2 separate regions of the Homo sapiens genome follow, and region 2 is linked to region 1. The links are chromatin loops, found by intact Hi-C in ENCODE. Cell type or tissue: heart right ventricle. All regions are shown on one strand.

The links. Peaks named below come from ENCODE experiments on the same cell type or tissue, not always from the same donor. Only the 100,000 strongest peaks of a DNase experiment are listed, where the experiment ranks them.
Region 2: it touches region 1 in a loop (3-fold over the local background); 25 of 110 quality-filtered maps call a loop at or near these places.

The regions. Positions count from the first base shown.
Region 1 is chr9:19,452,768-19,460,767 of GRCh38, forward strand. No RefSeq gene overlaps it. Among named protein-coding and RNA genes, the nearest start is that of MAP1LC3BP1, 6.6 kb to the right of the region's middle. RefSeq lists enhancers at 4,474-5,069, 4,664-4,958, 4,973-5,112. In heart right ventricle, CTCF peaks have their summits at 4,844 (motif pointing left) and 5,049; a DNase peak (open chromatin) is centred at 4,854; H3K4me3 peaks cover 1,039 bases; H3K27ac peaks cover 1,918 bases.
Region 2 is chr9:19,227,222-19,235,221 of GRCh38, forward strand. It overlaps DENND4C (DENN domain containing 4C), which reads left to right and starts at 3,472. Exons shown (of 33, transcript NM_001330640.2): 1 at 3,472-3,612. RefSeq lists enhancers at 2,630-2,879, 3,264-3,770, 3,771-4,276 and silencers at 2,910-3,209, 3,290-3,659, 3,880-4,019, 6,478-6,651. In heart right ventricle, CTCF peaks have their summits at 3,424 and 5,779; DNase peaks (open chromatin) are centred at 1,920 and 3,260; H3K4me3 peaks cover 4,242 bases; H3K27ac peaks cover 4,545 bases.

The DNA.
Region 1 (8,000 bases):
CTGGGAGTACTGGTGCGTGCCTCCACTCCCAGCTAATTTTTGTATTTTTTCATAGAGATGGGGTTTCACCATTTTGCCCAGGCTGGTCTCAAACTTCTGGGCTCAAGAGATTCGCCCGCCTCGGCCTCCCAAAGTGCTGGGAATAGGCATGAGCCGTCACGCCTGGCCTAAAAAATATTTTTAAAATGATCTTTGAATTAAATATTCGTAGAATTTCTAATGTATCTCTTTGAGACCTAGGAGGTTGATGGAACAGAACTGCTGTTAAGTCCTTTGGGTTTCAAGTCTAGAATTTTTTAAAGGCAAATATCAGCTCATTCTTATTTTAGATTGACCTTATCAGGCATGGATTCTGGTCTCATCTACTTTATGGTATAAATGCTCCAAGGTAGGGGGTTTGGTATATATTTTAAGCCCGGCTTTTTTTTTTTTTTTTTTTTTTTTTTTTTTAATGTGAGAAGCAGAATGTGCTTCTAGAAACTGGTTTTAAAGAGATGAGCTGAGAAAGAAATGTGGAATGGAGTATATTTGAGGAGGACAAAACATAACTTCACTTTTGAACAGAAATCACTCTAGCTTGCCAGCATGGGATGTAAACCAAGAGAGTAGAAATATACCCATCTTATTTTAAGTTGGGTTTATGGCATCGCTCATATATGTAAAAGCACTACAAACTCTTTAAAGAAAATTGGGAAACTACAGAGAAGTCAAAGAAAAAAAAAAGTAACCCATATTTCTATTGCCCAGGTATAATCCTTGTTAATATTTTGGTTTGGTCTCCTCTTTTTTCCCCCAATATAGTTGTAAATAAATGATGTCTTTCAGAGTTGACATTTATCCTGTAGCTTGAATGGCATGTAAATGCCAGTTGTATATTTTTTCATGAAGTGTAGGTTTGGAATACACTAGAGTTAGCTATATGCTTGAATGCTGATCACTGGATTCTGAGACTGACTACTGAGTCTACCTTTTTAATCAAGCCTAACATGAATGGGCTCCAAAAAGTAATGAATGTAATTGTACTTTTTGATGTGCCTCTGCACTTGGCTTGGTGAGTCATCATAAATAGCTGTTAAATATGTGACTTTACAGATTTTGATATGTTCAGATTGTAAAAAATGAATAGTTTATTTCATTAATTGATGGGCAGTCAAGAATCTCCCTCCCTTCAGTAGGGCTGACACTTAGGAGTTAGGTCATGGTTGTGGTTACTTGGCATGGCTAATCAGATTTTGTTCTGGTCAGAATTTGCCCAAGATCAATACCCAGCAGAAACTGGAGTTAGGCTATAAAAAACCATTCATGTTTCCGAGTGATCATTTCAGTCAGCGATTCATGTTTTACAGTGTTTAGTTGTTGATTATTAGAAAAAGTAATATTTTCTTCCCTTTATGATTACATCATTATAAATCAAGTCCTTCCATGAACACATTTAAGGTGTGTGGAGATGAGATCTCTGAATCCATTTGGGGATGGGCTGCATTTTTGGGGAACTCTATGCCTGTCCAGTGAAGAGTGCCTAAAACATTAATTATAGATCAAAGATGTTCTGTTGAGGGACAAAGCTTGATGGTCATCAAACACAAGGCTTTGTAAAAATACGACCACCTATTCCACTTACTGGATCTGTCAGGTGTGTAAAACTTCTCTCGCCAGTTCATCATGCTTCCATGAGCCCTCAGGACTGGGATTTGAGCCTTCCTGGCTCTTTATCCCTTGGGGCAGACATGGAACCATCTCTGAGGGACCAGGTGGATGCTGAAGCTCACCCAGTCAGGGCCCCTCTCCTAGCTCCTTTTACACTGAAATTAATCTGAAAGCTTTCATAGCCAAGGCTTTGCCTAGGTGCTATTATTCCAGCTGGCCAAAGAGAAGTCTTGGGCCAGATTGGGATTCTCAATGGATTTTATAGACATAATTCCCCTGCAAACTTAAAAAAATAAATAACCCCTACTTTATAGGACTAATTGTTTGAATTGTATCTTTCTCTGTATGTTAAACCAGATTTAAAACTATTTTATAACCACAATATGTAATCAGAGCAATATAGTGTTTTCAGATATATACCTTGTTTTATACCTTATGTAGGTGTCCTACATAAGGGTGGCATGCCCACTGGCTGTGGTAAAATTTAATCCTCATTGCTTTGGGAGTGACTTAAGGCCTTTTGAAGTGGAGCTTTTGCACTTTATACTTTTTCTGTGAACTATGATAACTATATTTGATATTAAAGCTGTAAGTGGCATTTTCAGCAAATGAATATGTACATGTTTGTGTCTATTTCCAAAATGATTTCTGAACTATCTGCAGTGAAAATGTATCTGATGGATTGTAGAGCAAAGCACATTGCCTAAATTCATTTGTTAATGAATTGGGTACCATTGTTATTAAAAATGCGTAAAGTAATTGTTGTTCCTTGTTGGTTTCTTCTCAGAGCTGTGAAATTAACACATGAAAATATTTCCAGCATAAAATACCTAAGAACAGTTTATTTTTACTAAAACTTCTATAGTCATGTCATATAGATATAAATCTCAAATATAGGCCTGGTGCGGTGGCTCGTGCCTGTAATCCCAGCACTTTGGGAGGGGAAGGTGGGTGGATCACCTGAGGTCAGGAGTTCGAGACCAACCTGGCCAACATGGCGAAACCCCGTCTCTACTAAAAAAAATACAAAAATCAGCTGGGCATGGTAACTCGCACCTGCAGTCCCAGCTAGTCAGGAGGCTGAGGCAGGAGAATCACTTTCACCTGGGAGGCGATGGTTGCAGTGAGTCAAGGTTGCACCAATGCCCTCCAGCCTGGGTGACAGAGCGAGACTCTGTCTCAAAAAAAAAAAAAAAACCCAAAAATCTCAAATATAGAATACAGTTCATTTATGCTGGATTTCATCAAATCACTAGAAGGAAGATCGTGACATTTTAAAATCATAAATTTAGCAGGAAAATTTTTACCTACTTCTTTTAATTTTCTGTGGCAGTTTTTTAAACTGAAAGGACTCACAGATCATCAGATTTAGAAGAATAGTCTGGGCACAGTGGCTCATGCCTGTAATCCTGGCACTTTGGGATGCTGAAGTGGGTGTATCGCTTGAGCTCAGGAGTTCAAAACCAGCCTGGGCAACATGGTAAAACCCTGTCTCTACCAAAATTACAAAAATTAGCCAGGTGTGGTGATACACACCTGTAGTCCCAGCTACGCAGGAGGCTGAGGTGGGAGGATTGCTTGAGCCTAGGAGGCAGAGGTTGCAGTGAGCAGAGATCGTGCCACTGTGCTCCAGCCTGGGCCAAACAGTGAGACCATTTATCAAAAAGAAAAAAAAAAAAGAAAAATCGTAAGAGAAGAAAGACTGGATAAGCATTATCTGTATCATTACAGTGGGTTTTTAGACTTTTTTTTTTTTTTCTGGCAGAGGTGAGGGGACAAGGAGTGGCCCCATAGTTGTTTGGCAATATAAAAGCTGTAGGAAAACGTCCATGTAGAGGTTGAGTATCTCTAATCCAAAAATAAAAAATCAGAAATTCTCCAAAACCTGAAACTTTTTGAGCACCTATATAAAAATCAAAGGGAATATTCCTTGGAGCATTTTAGACTTCTGATTTTTGGAATAGGGATGCTGTATAATGCAAATATTCCAAAGTCTGATATCTGAAATCCAAGCATTTCTGGTTCCAGGCACTTTGGATAAGGGACATTCAATCAGTATATAATTTTCTGGGGGTTCAGACATCTCTAGTAGCCCATCCAGGTAAACAGCCTCTGCCCAACAGGAGACTAAGCAAGCACTCAAATCCTTTTGGTGCTGAAATTGGTTACTCAGTCTTCGGGACTGAACTTTTTTGAGGCTGTGGTCAGGGACAGTGGCTGAGGAAGTTGAGAGCTCTGCTTTTGGGGCACTGGCACGGGTGTGTGTGCCTCTCTCCCCGACAGTCTGGATTATTTGTTTCTCCTCTTGGGTGACCTCTTTTTCTGAGTCTGGCTGGGAGTTGATGCAGCCACACCTGCTCCCTTTTCCAGATTGCCCTTTGAAGACCAGAGCTCAGGGGCTAGCCTCTCCCACTCTTTTCTTTAAAGGACTTTTCATTAAAAGACATTACATTGAAAGACTGTGTTAAAGAACTATACTACAAAGGGCTGGAGTGGGCAGACCCAGGGTTCTGGCAAGTGACATCTTAGGGCTCCTCAACAAACTGGGAACTTAGATTTTTTCCTTGCAGCCTCTTTCCTGGTTTACAGTTTCACAGTTCTTAAGATGGTGTTTGGGTTTGTCATACCGTTCTGTCTACTTTTGTATAGTTGGATTTTTTCATAATAAGAACTTAAAAGATACGGTATTTGAGATTTTGTTCTCCACTGTCTCCAGAGCCGGTTCTCAGCCTCCTTTCCGGCCCCGTTTTAAGAGGGCTGGCAGCCCCTCTCTCCCAGAACTTATCTTGTCTCAAGTGGCACTTCTGTCTCTAACTGTCTCCAGCCTGGCGACACCTAGTTTACCTGGGAAGTCTTCTCTTTGGGTGTTAACTCACAAAAAGGAAGAGATCACCCTCACCTGGGTTTTTATTTATTTTATGCTTCTCATTAAAACAAAACATTTGATTCAGCTGCTTTGGCAATTGAGAGCAGAGACCAAAGTGCTATTTTTAAGATGTAACAAATAACAGTAGTTTATTTTTATATTCGGGCTAGTGATAGGAAACTGGCTGAAGGTAAGGCCAGGAGCATGAAGTAATGGAAAACATACAGTGGCGCTGATGATATTTGGGAGAGAGGGTTTCCTGTGAACAAAGAAAGCCATTAGCTACTGGGTGGGAGGGACGGAGACGCTCCTGGAGTAATACTGCCATCTTGTGGGTTTTTGAGGCATTGCTATGTGGCGCAAGCGAAGCCCTTCCCAGTTCCTAATCATCCCAGAGATCACCAATTGTCTCAAAACGCCAAGTTATGTAATCTCTTTCTGGGCCCAGGTATGTTTCCCTGCATTTTTCCAAGCATCTCTCTCCCTTCCTTTTCCTCTCCTCTCTTCCCTTAGAAATTCAGTTTTCACCCCCCACCCCGGGTGTTTTAGAGGTTGCCCAATGTGAAAGCAAATACTGTTGTTGGCTCTCGGTATTCGTGGTTCCAGGACCCCCCAACCCCCATACCAAAATCCCAGAGGCTCCAGTCTCATACATAAAATAGCATTGTATTTACATATTACCTATGCACGTCTTGTGTGCTTTAAATCATCTCTGGATTACTTATAATACCTAATACAATGTATATGCTGTGTAAACAGTTGTTAAACTGCGTTGCTTTTTATTTGTATTATTATTTATTGTTGTGTTATGATTTTTTACTGTTTCTTTTTCCCTGAATATTTTCGATCCATGTTGAATAGGTGGATGTGGAACCTGAGGTTACAAAGGGGCTGTATTTAAAACCAATTTAAGGTAGATGTGATTTAAAGGAAGTTTTGTGTTTTTGTTTGTTTATTAGATATGGGGTCTTGCTGTGTTGCCCAGGCTGGAAGGTAGGGGCTATTTACAGGCTCCATAATGGCACACTACAGCATTGACCTCCTGGCCTCAAGCGATCCTCCTGCCTCAGCCTCCTTAGTAGCTGGGCCAAAAGGCACTAGCCACCGACCAGTCTGGAGGAAGTTTTTAATCCACTGGAGTGAAATTTAACTTTTGGGATTAATAGCTCAATTTACACAAGTCAAATGTCATTATAACTCAGATCTTTTTAAAGATGAATCTAATTTAAATCAACACTCAGCAAGTGTCTGTGTGGTATTACCTATTATGCTGCCTGCAGAGGGTTATGGGGACGGATGGAGCAGCTCAGATCTGGGGAGGGGAGAAGGCCACTGACTCTGCCAAATCCCCGTAGTGGAGAGGAATCAACAGTGCTAGGGAGGCAGGAAGGAGAGAGTGGTGAGTTTTCACCAGGGAGGAGCGAGAATTCTAAGCTTTAACTGATAAACCATGAGCCACATATAATACGGAATTTCAGTCCAGTGAAATAATTGGTCGACTCCCTAGGAATATTATTGGTAGACTCCCTAGGAATTTTCTTACAAGCAAACCTTATTTGACAGCCCATCACATAAGTTATCTTTCACATAAATGGTCTCATTTACTCCTCTCAGCTATTTTGCGAGGCTGGCATTACCATTATTCCTGTTTTGGGTACGACTGGAAATGTATTTTGACCACTGCTATTGCAAGGATGTGAACCCAGGACTTTTGACTCTTAGGTTTAATTCTCTTTCCACAGAGGATTTATGGCAAATGAGTTAAAGGTTTTCATATAGGTGGGCACCAAATTGGAATTGTCAGTTTCAAAACTGTCCTATTAGTACAAATAATTGGGTAAAATACAGTTGGCCTTTCATATGCATGGGTTGTGTATCTGTGAATTCAACCAGCCTTAGATTAAAAATACTTAAAAAATTCAGTGTTGAATATGTAGAAAGTATTTTTTTTACAGCTTTTAATTGTACCTTTATTCAACTTAGTTCATTAAAAATGTACTTGTTTTAAAGATCCTGCAAATAAAGTGACCACTCACTAATGTGGGCTATAGGTCACCCCTCAGCATGTTATTTATTTTTTTTTAAAAAGCAGTATGTCTTATAGGAATCTTACTGATCACACAGTAGTTACAATAATGTCAGATGTGATGTATACATTCTAAATGAGACAGGCTGGTTAAGAATTTACATAATGTAAAAATATACATATTAAAAGTTAGCCAAGTGGACAGATGCATGCAGTGGGGAGAGCAGGTGACAGGAACTGCTTTAATGATCAGTACAGGGCCCAGATGCAAGGAATCTGGGTTTCCCCTATTATAGTAAATAGCTTTCACTAATGTATACAGGAATTCCATACACATCTAAACACACGAGGGTAAGTTGTGACTTGCTACATGTACAGTCTAAAGTGGTGTAACTGTGATCTTCCTGTGATACTCCCAAGAAAACTAAATAGTGGACCCCATGCAGGTAGTGGGAAGCACTGGTCTTTTATCACAGGTTGAACCTGAGGAGGTTTAACTCCTGACATTAGTATTTGTAAAGAGTGTATGACTCCTTTTTCTATGTTTTCTCCACAACTGACATGCATTCAGTGTGGGGGAATTCTGATGGCTATTTGACCTATCAGTGATAACTGAACTACTATTAAAAATGTGGGAACCTTTTCAATAATATTGAATTACACATTTAACATTAAAAAAAACAAAAACAAAAACATGGATCATCCATGGCTTTAAGCCAGAAGGTAGAAGGGAGTGTGTCTGAATTTTAATGCTTTTAGTTATACTATTCTGTGGTTTCTACCGCTGTCCTAAAGAATGACACTGGTACACTGCTTCTTTCCATACCAACACAGGCACTAGTTTGAACTCAGACAAAAGCTGAAACAGAAGAAGTGCCACTCTTTCTCCAGGGTCTTTTGAGAAACTGGATCAAAATTATAAATTACTCAAGTTTCCTTTTCAGTGGTATCTTTATGTGTGTAACTAGAGAACAAACCAAATAAGAAATGTCTACCCCTGCAAGAGTGTGGACTTTGGGTGTAGTTCTGTTAGGAGTCAGGAACCTCGAGCAGCAGTTTACAGTCAGGGCTGTTTTCTTACACACACCCCATTTACCCTGCGTTTGTGCCAACTATTACGGCAAATGCGTTTTGCAGGGATTATGCTTCACAGCTGAGGCCTACAGATCCTCTTAGGGAGATTTCTCTAGCTGAGTAGAAAACTTCTATCCGAAAAGGCGCTGGGTTCTGTGAACCTGAAGAGAAGACTCAGGGTCTCTCTGAAAGCCTTTAAATTACTGCTGGAATTGGAAGTTCCTATTAGTGAGAAAAGAGCATTAAAATAACTTGAAGGTCTATTTTATTGGCAACTTAGAATGCAAAGTATTTTATTTTTAAACTTTTAAAATTTGAAAACAAACTAGCCTACATTAAATCATATAGTTTCCAAAGCTGAACGTTCTCACTTGGAGCTCAGTTCTG
Region 2 (8,000 bases), 230 kb before region 1:
CCCTCTTCGATGGGCTGATTTTTTCCTATGCATTCTTCTATCTACATAGGCCCAACTAAAACTGTGACACTATAATCATTATAACAATTATGTTGATATCGGGCTCTCCGACTCTCCTACTTTTTATACAGTCAAATATTATTATTATTTTTTTGAAACAGGGTCTTGCTCTGTCCATCAGGCTGGAGTGCAGCGGTGAGATCTCGGCTCACTGCAATCTCTGCCTTCTGGGTTCAAGAGATTCTCCTGTCTCAGCCTCCCTAGTAGCTGAGATTACAGGCACCCACCACCATATCTGGCTAATTTTTGTATTTTTAAATAGAGACGGGGTTTTATCACATTGGTCAGGCTGGTCTCAAATTCCCGACCTCCGGTGATCCACCCACTTCAGCCTCCCAAAGTGCTGGGATTACAGGCATGAACCATGGTGCCCAGCCTTTATATTAAAATTTAAAATGAGGCCGGGTGTGGTGGCTCACACCTAGAATCCTAGCACTTTGGGTGGCCGGGAAGCAGGCGGATTGCTTGAACTCAGGAGTTTGAGACCAGCCTGGGCAACGTGGCAAAACACTGTTATCTACCCAAAAAAAAACAAAAACAAAAACAAAAAAAACAAAAAATTAGCCGGGTGTGGTTGGTTGCGCACGCCTGTAGTCCCAGCTACTTAGAAGGCTGAAGCAGGAGAAGCGCTTGAGCCTGGGAGGTGGAGGTTGCAGTGAGCCAAGACGATGCCATTGCACTCCAGCCTGTGCAATAGAGCAAGCCTCTGTCTCAAAAAATATATATATATATAAATATATATATATAAAATTTCAAATGAACTTATTTCAGTTCTGGGCCCCTAAGCATGCAGTTGGGAAGGTTGCTGAATCAAGAACTTCCAGATCTGAGAACAGTTAACTCACATGAAAAATTAGTCCCAAAACATTCAAGTTCATTCTATGAAATTTTTGGTGGAAAATGGCAGTGAAAAATCTATGGTAAATCTATAGGACGATTAAGATAGTGAGAAAAATTAAAGAAAATCCTAAGCCTTCCATTGCAAAGTGAGAAAAATCAAGTCAAGTGGAAGAGAGATACTGGCCTCATCCATTTTTCATTTCTGTGGGTGCCATAAAAAAAGAGAGAGAGAGAGAAAAAAAAAAACTCTGAATCCCTGAGAGCTAATTAAATGAATGTACCCATTAAGAAATCTTGTCTTGGTTGGGCACGGTGCCTCATATCTGTAATCCCAGAGTTTTGGGAGGCTGAGGTAATAGGATTGCTTGAGTTCAGGTGTTCAAGACTAGCCTGGGCAATATAGTGAGACTTTATATCTTCCCCTAACCCCCCCAAAAAATTAGTGGGGTGTGGGTGGGTGGTTGGCACAGGCCTACCATCTCAGCTATTCGGGAGGCTGAGGTGGCAGGAAGTTAAGGCTGCAGTGAACCCTGTTTGTGCCACTGCACTCCAGCCTGGGTGACAGAGGGGGGGATCCTGTGTCCAAAAAAAAGGAGGGGGCGAAGAAATCTTGTCTTTCCTTTTCTAGTTGGGATGAGGAAAAATTAAAAAATATATATGTAAATAAAGAAAGAAATCTCGTTTATATTGCTTTAAAACTGCTAATTAATTTAGACTTTGGGAAAGAAGGAAAAGAAGCCCACAAGCTAAATTTTGTTTCACTGTTTCTTTTCTTTTTTTTCTTTTTTTTTTTTTTTCTGAGGCAGAGTTTTGCTCTTGTTGCCCAGGCTGGAGTGCAATGGCGCAATCTCGGCTCTCTGCAACCTCCGCCTCCCAGGTTCAAGCCATTCTCCTGCCTTAGCCTCCCGAGTAGCTGGGATTACAGGCATGCACCACCACGCCCGGCTAATTTTGTATTTTTAGTAGAGACAGTGTTTCTCCATGTTGGTCAGGCTGGTCTGGAACTCTCGACCTCAGGTGATCCGCCCGCCTCAGCCTCCCAAAGTGCTGGGATTACAGACGTGAACCACCGCGTCCGGCCCACAAGCTAAATTTTGAAGTATTAGATCCTTTCTTAAACTTTTGCTCTTCGGATTGTCAATGTCAAAGATAGTTTCCAGGGGGACCAAATTGGCCCCAAACTGTTATTAAATAAGCCTTAACTTTTATTGCTGCGCATTTCTTCTGAAATCAATTCTGACTGCTTACGTGGTTAGAAAAATAGTTTCTGCTATTGAATATAAAACTCAAATTATCCATGGCTATGCAATAAACTTCAGAAATAAATGGACAGCAGTGCATTTATGACCCAGGTATAATCTCACATTTTTATGCAAAAATACAGATTAAATAAGGAGAGTGTAATTTTCAGGAAAATGATTATTTATGTGGATACTCACCAGATATGCAGAAATCTTACCAGTTCTGATTTTGACCTGCCATGGAATCTGAAGTCATTCGCCTTTTTTTCCCCCCAGAGGTAAAAAAGTTATCTCTACTTCAAACCATTTCCTTCTTCCTAAATAACTAGTAATTGCTTTTTCATTTACTATGATAACTCAAAAACGTTGTTCAAAAATATCCTGCAAAATTTGCATTATAGAGAAACGACTCTGCAGGCGTCTGTGTCGATAATGAGGCTACACTTAGGAGGCGTGAGGGTACTGACTATGCAAATGAGCGATTTCTCCATTAGGAATTCCCATCCCCAAATCTGGGCCGAAGGAGAGACACCGAGCGCGGCCAGGGACTCACATGGTGCACTGGAGCCAAGGGGTTTCGGGAAGGGCCAGCGCGCGGGTCTCTCTAGAGCCCTCTACTCATGCGTGGGAATTCCAGATTCCTTCCCTGGGAAGGAATCTTCACGTATCTCCCGGCACTGTCCTCAGTGACCTTCAGCCACTCGGCATCACTTTCCCTGTCTTTGAAAACTCCGAGAGAAGCAGCCGCCACCTGCCTCAGGCCAAGGCAATAAACCCACATCACACCGCCAGTCTGAGCCCTGCAGGAAGGGGTGCACAGCGGCCTCCAGAGCGCTTTCTCCCCAGCTCTGTTTCTGCAGGCTCGGCCGCGCGAACGCTGAGGAGGGGATCGGAGGCCCGCAAGGCTCAGACCCCGCGCCCCGCGGGGGTCGCACAGGGGTCGGGCGGGGGAGGGGAGCGGTGGCTGCAGGGCCTCGGCCCTCCCCGGGGGAGGGGCCTGAGCACCGCACCGCCCCCCTCCTCCCTGCGTCTTCTCCCTCCCACCCCCCGCCCTTTTCCACCCGCCCCCGCAGGAGGAAAGGGAGAGGGAGGGGGAAAAGAAAGTGCTGTTTTGTGGAAAGGGGCGGAAGGCGGGGGAGAAAAAGGGAACAGAAACATGGCGGTCAGGTCTTGGGACGGCTGCGCCGCGGGCAGCTCCTAGGCGACGCGCCGCCCGCACTGTCCGACGGCTCACAGCGCGGAGGCACCCGCGCGGGCCAGCGCTCCGGCCATCGCCCCTGGCTGTAGGCGGCGCCCCTCGGAGACCCTGCCCGCGAGGCGGCGCAGGCGCAGACCGGACTGAGGCGGCGGCGGCCGCTGGAGCTAGTCCCCCGCCCTGCCCTGCCGAGCGCGCCCAGTCCGCGAATCCGGTGCTTTCTTGCCCCAGGAAGAAGCCGTGTCGGGGCTGCGCTGACAGAGGAGCAGGCAGCAGGTGAGGCTGCGGCGCGGGGCCTTTGGCGGAGGAAGCCTGCGCCGTGCCCTCGCGGGGCCTGCGCTGCAAGGCTGGGAGGGCGCGGGACAGGTAGAGCCCGGAGGGCTGAGTTCCGAGTGGCTGGCCCGCGGGGGGTCGCCGAGGAGGCGGAGAGTGGCCGCGGCTGGCGTTCGTGGCCTAGTTTCTCCGCGGTTTCCGGGGGCGGGGAGTCCCCGGATCCTGCGGGATGCAGTCGGGGAAAGGCTGCCCCTGAAGAGCCTCCCCGCGTCGCCCGCCGGGCCCATGAGAATCGTTTGCGTACAAGCGCGAGGGGTCTGGGCCCGGGGGACCGCCGGGGCGACGGCCGCTTTGGTGGGGGCCGGGGTGCGGAGGGAGCAGGATCGGGGCTTCCCAGAGGGGGTCGAGGCTGAGAGAGCGGAGAGCTAGAGCCAGGGGTGGCGGGCAGTCTCGAGAGGAGTCGGGGGACTGAGAAGTGTCGGGGACAACGGGGAGGAGGGGGACCTGGGCAGGTGTCTCTGGTGAATTGAAGACATTTCCTTCTCTGTCTTACGGTGGCCGATCCTCAGGGCTTCTTTGTCGGGGATGACTTTCTAGGAGGGCAGTATCCTTTTAACTCTGGAGTGACTAAACACAAAACCAAGGAATGAAGTCCTAAGGCTGACTCCTGTAAAGAGCTGTAACTTTTTCTGTTTTAAGAATGCTGTCACGTCTTTTTTTTTTTCCTCCCCTTTTCTGCTTGATAGACCTTTTCCCTCTCGAAGACCGTCTTTTATCTGCACTAATAAGGAATTACCCAGTTTTTAAATAGTACCGCCTCCTTCTCCCCTTATGTATGTTTGTCACACGGGAAAATTTAGGGTAGTTACCGCGGGTACTTGTGCAAATTTGAGGGAAAGTGTCATTTCCAGTAGTGAACCCTCAGCTGTCTCTTTGTGCCTCCGAGATACTGTCAAGCGTTGTAGCCTGAGAAATTGACCCACTGAGCCTGCTTAATTGTGTGCAAACCCGTGTTGAGGCGTTCTTCCTAGGCCCTAATTTACGTAGGAATAGGTTTTCCCTTCCGGTCTGTGTATAATGAGAGGGGAGAACGTTAGTGCTAAGGCGCTAAGTTCTGGATAAATACTTGATTTGATGTGATAGTGTGTATTACTCTATCAGAAATGCAGAGCGTTGTATGATTTTTCTGTGTACACGCGATAAGAGCAATATTAGTTGCAAAAGGAAGTTTTCATCTTTGAACATTAAAGGTATCCTTTATTCTTGATCACTATAGCATGCAAAAAAGAAACTATATTTTCTGTCCTGTTCTTTGTATTACTGTTAAAGAGTTGGTAAACTGCCGTCTTGCTGTGAGACTGGGAAGTCGGCAATGAAGTTAGATTTGTATTCATGAACATGATCTGCCTGTCATATAGGCTTGCTTTGACTTGTTTTTTTTTTCAGTAGTGGCAAAGGGTTTTCTGCCACTCAATCCACACTTTCCTCCGCATTGGTATCTCCGTTGACCATTTTGCAAAATAGTTTATTGAGATTAGGGGTCTGATCTTTTGTATAACCTGTTGTAGTGAACTGATCATATGCGACTTGACTTTGGCCAATAGTACCTCGTGCAGTGTACAGTACTACTATTTAGACTTACTGATTTGGGTAATAGAAAAGCTATGATGTTAGAAATGTTGTCGTTGTATATTGGAGAAATTTTGAAGTTGCATATTGGAGTAATTTAGTCCTGTATGCTTTGTAAATGAGTGCATTCTATTGTCGAGAGTAAATACAGTATTTTGTAGTATAAACTTAAGCTTTTAGCTGAAGAAATTGGCAGCATAGTTGGAGTGTGGAGACTATTCTTAAAACGCAAATGTTTTAAATTACAAGGAACTGTAGTGGTGTGTAGGCTGTAACAATTCCTGGTGCCAAATTTGGGAGATTATTTGGTTGAGCTACTTTCTATAAAGAAACATATTAAGTATCTGCAATAAAAGTGGATTTGTAGCTATACACAAGGGATTTTACATTATAAATAATAACTCAATAAGGCACCTTTCTTTGCTCTTTGTGTATCTGCCAGTTAAGACCAAAACATCTCATATTTTCACTGGAGCTTCCTGCCAAAACAAATACTGGTTTTGCATTGGCTTTGCTGCTCAGTTTGAAAGCTAGGGGAATCTCTTAGAGCCTACTCTGGTTCTGGAGGCTGCCTGATTAAAAAAAAAAAAAAGAAAAATTGAAAGCTAGGTTTCAGTCATATGCTTGCACCTTAAGTACAGGTTGTAAAGTAAAAAAGAAAGTTGCTGAGTCAGTGGCAGGTTGTTTCATTTGTTTTTTTGATTTGCAAAACGGAATTTCTGTCATAATTTGAATTTCCAGTGTAATATGTTTGCTGAATAGCAAGGGCAGATAAGCTTTCATAATAACTGAATTAAAATGTTAATTTTCTTTATACTGGTGCCATAGATTGTCAGTTTGACAGACGTAGCAAAGGGATGCCTTGTTGGAATGGGAAATTCCTTTTTATCAGCTAAAATTTGGGGAAAGGATTTTGCATAGTACAGCTGGTGTAAAACAATAGGTCTTTAGCATCAGATTGTAGGATATTCCAAAATTAGGCAGTTTTATTATTTGAAATTTGAAACTTAATATTTTGCAGGAAGAAGTTTAAAGCTTTAAAACATTTTCTACATTTGTTAAGTATGTGGATGTAATAGAGCTTAACATGGTATTTGAAACCTTTTTTTTTTTTTTTTTGAGATGTAGTCTCGCTTCGTCACCCAAGCTGGAGTGCAGTGGTGTGATCTCGGCTCACTGCAGCCTCTGCCTCCCAGATTGAAGCGATTCTCCTGCCTCTGCCTCCCAGATGCAAGCGATTCTCCTGCCTCAGCTTCCCAAATAGCTGGGATTACAGGTGCCTGCCACCACGCCTGGCTAATTTTTGAATTTTTAGTAGAGAAGGGGTTTCACTATGTTGGCCAGGTGGCCTGATGTCAGGTGATCCACCTGCCTACGCCTCTGAAAGTGCTGGGATTACAGGTGTGAGCCACCACACCCAGCCTTTGAAAACTTTTTATTGGAAAAAATGTAACATGATTAAAAGAAATTCAAAAGAAAAAATTTAAATTACTCTCCCCTATCTAACACTTATATTTTTCTGTACTCTAATGCTGTTATACTTCTATAATGTAGTAGTATAATATTCTAATCCTGTCTGTGCTTGTGTATAATTCCGTGATTAATGTTAATATAATTGTCTTTTAATTTAACATGCTTTCCCTGTTGCTGTATATTACTGTTATTTTATGGCTTTTAATAGTCCAAAGTTTTATTTACTGCCTCAGTTTATTTAACCATTTCCATAGCTTAACATTTTAGTAATTCCACTTTCTTACTCTGATTGTTATTTTTATTAATTTTTTTTTTTGAGACCGAGTCTCGCTCTGTTGCCCAAGCTGGAGTGCAGTGGCGCGATCTCAGCTCACTGCAACCTGTGCCTCCCAGGTTCAAGCGATTCTCCTGTCTCACCCTCCCGAGTAGCTGGGACTACAGGTGCGTGCCACCACGCCTGGCTAAATTTTTTTATTTTTAGTAGAAATGGGGTTTCACCGTGTTAGCCAGGATGGTCTTGATCTCCTGAACTCGTTATCCACCCACCTTGGCCTCCCAAAATGCTGGGATTATAGGTGTGAGCCACAGCACCTGGCTGTTTTTTTTTTTTTTTTTTTTTTAACACGGTCTCACTTTGTCACCTAGGCTAGAGTGCAGTGCATCTCAGCTCACTGCAGCCTCTACCTCCCGGGTTCATGTAATCCTCCTGCCTTAGCCCCCTAATAGCTGGGACTATAGGTGCGCGTGCATGTGCGTGCATCACCCCACTTCACTAACTTTTTGTATTTTTTGTAGAGACAGCGTTTTGCCATATTGCCCAGGCTGGTCTTGAACTCTAAGTTCAAGCGATCCACCCATCTCAGCCTCCCAAAGTGCTGTGATTACAGGCGTGAGCCACTTTGTCTGACCCATACTTTTTTACTCTTAAAATAATGCTATAATGAAATTATTTTGCTAATATGATGGTCCATGGGTCTATGCCAAATTACTTTTTGAAATTTTGGGAAAGTCAACTTTCTTTTTTTTTTTTTTCTTTCTTTTTTTATTGAGATGAGTCTTGCTCTTGTCACCGAGGCTGGAATGGTGCAATGGGGTGATCTCAGTTCACTGCAACCTCGGCCTCCCAGATGAAGCAATTCTCCCTGCCTCAGGGTCCCTAGTAGCTGGGATTACAGACGCCTGCCACCACACCCAGCTAATTTTTGTATTTTTAGTAGAGACGGGGTTTTGCCATGTTGGCCAGGCTGGTCTTGAACTCCTGACCTCAGGTGATCCATCCGCCTCGGCCT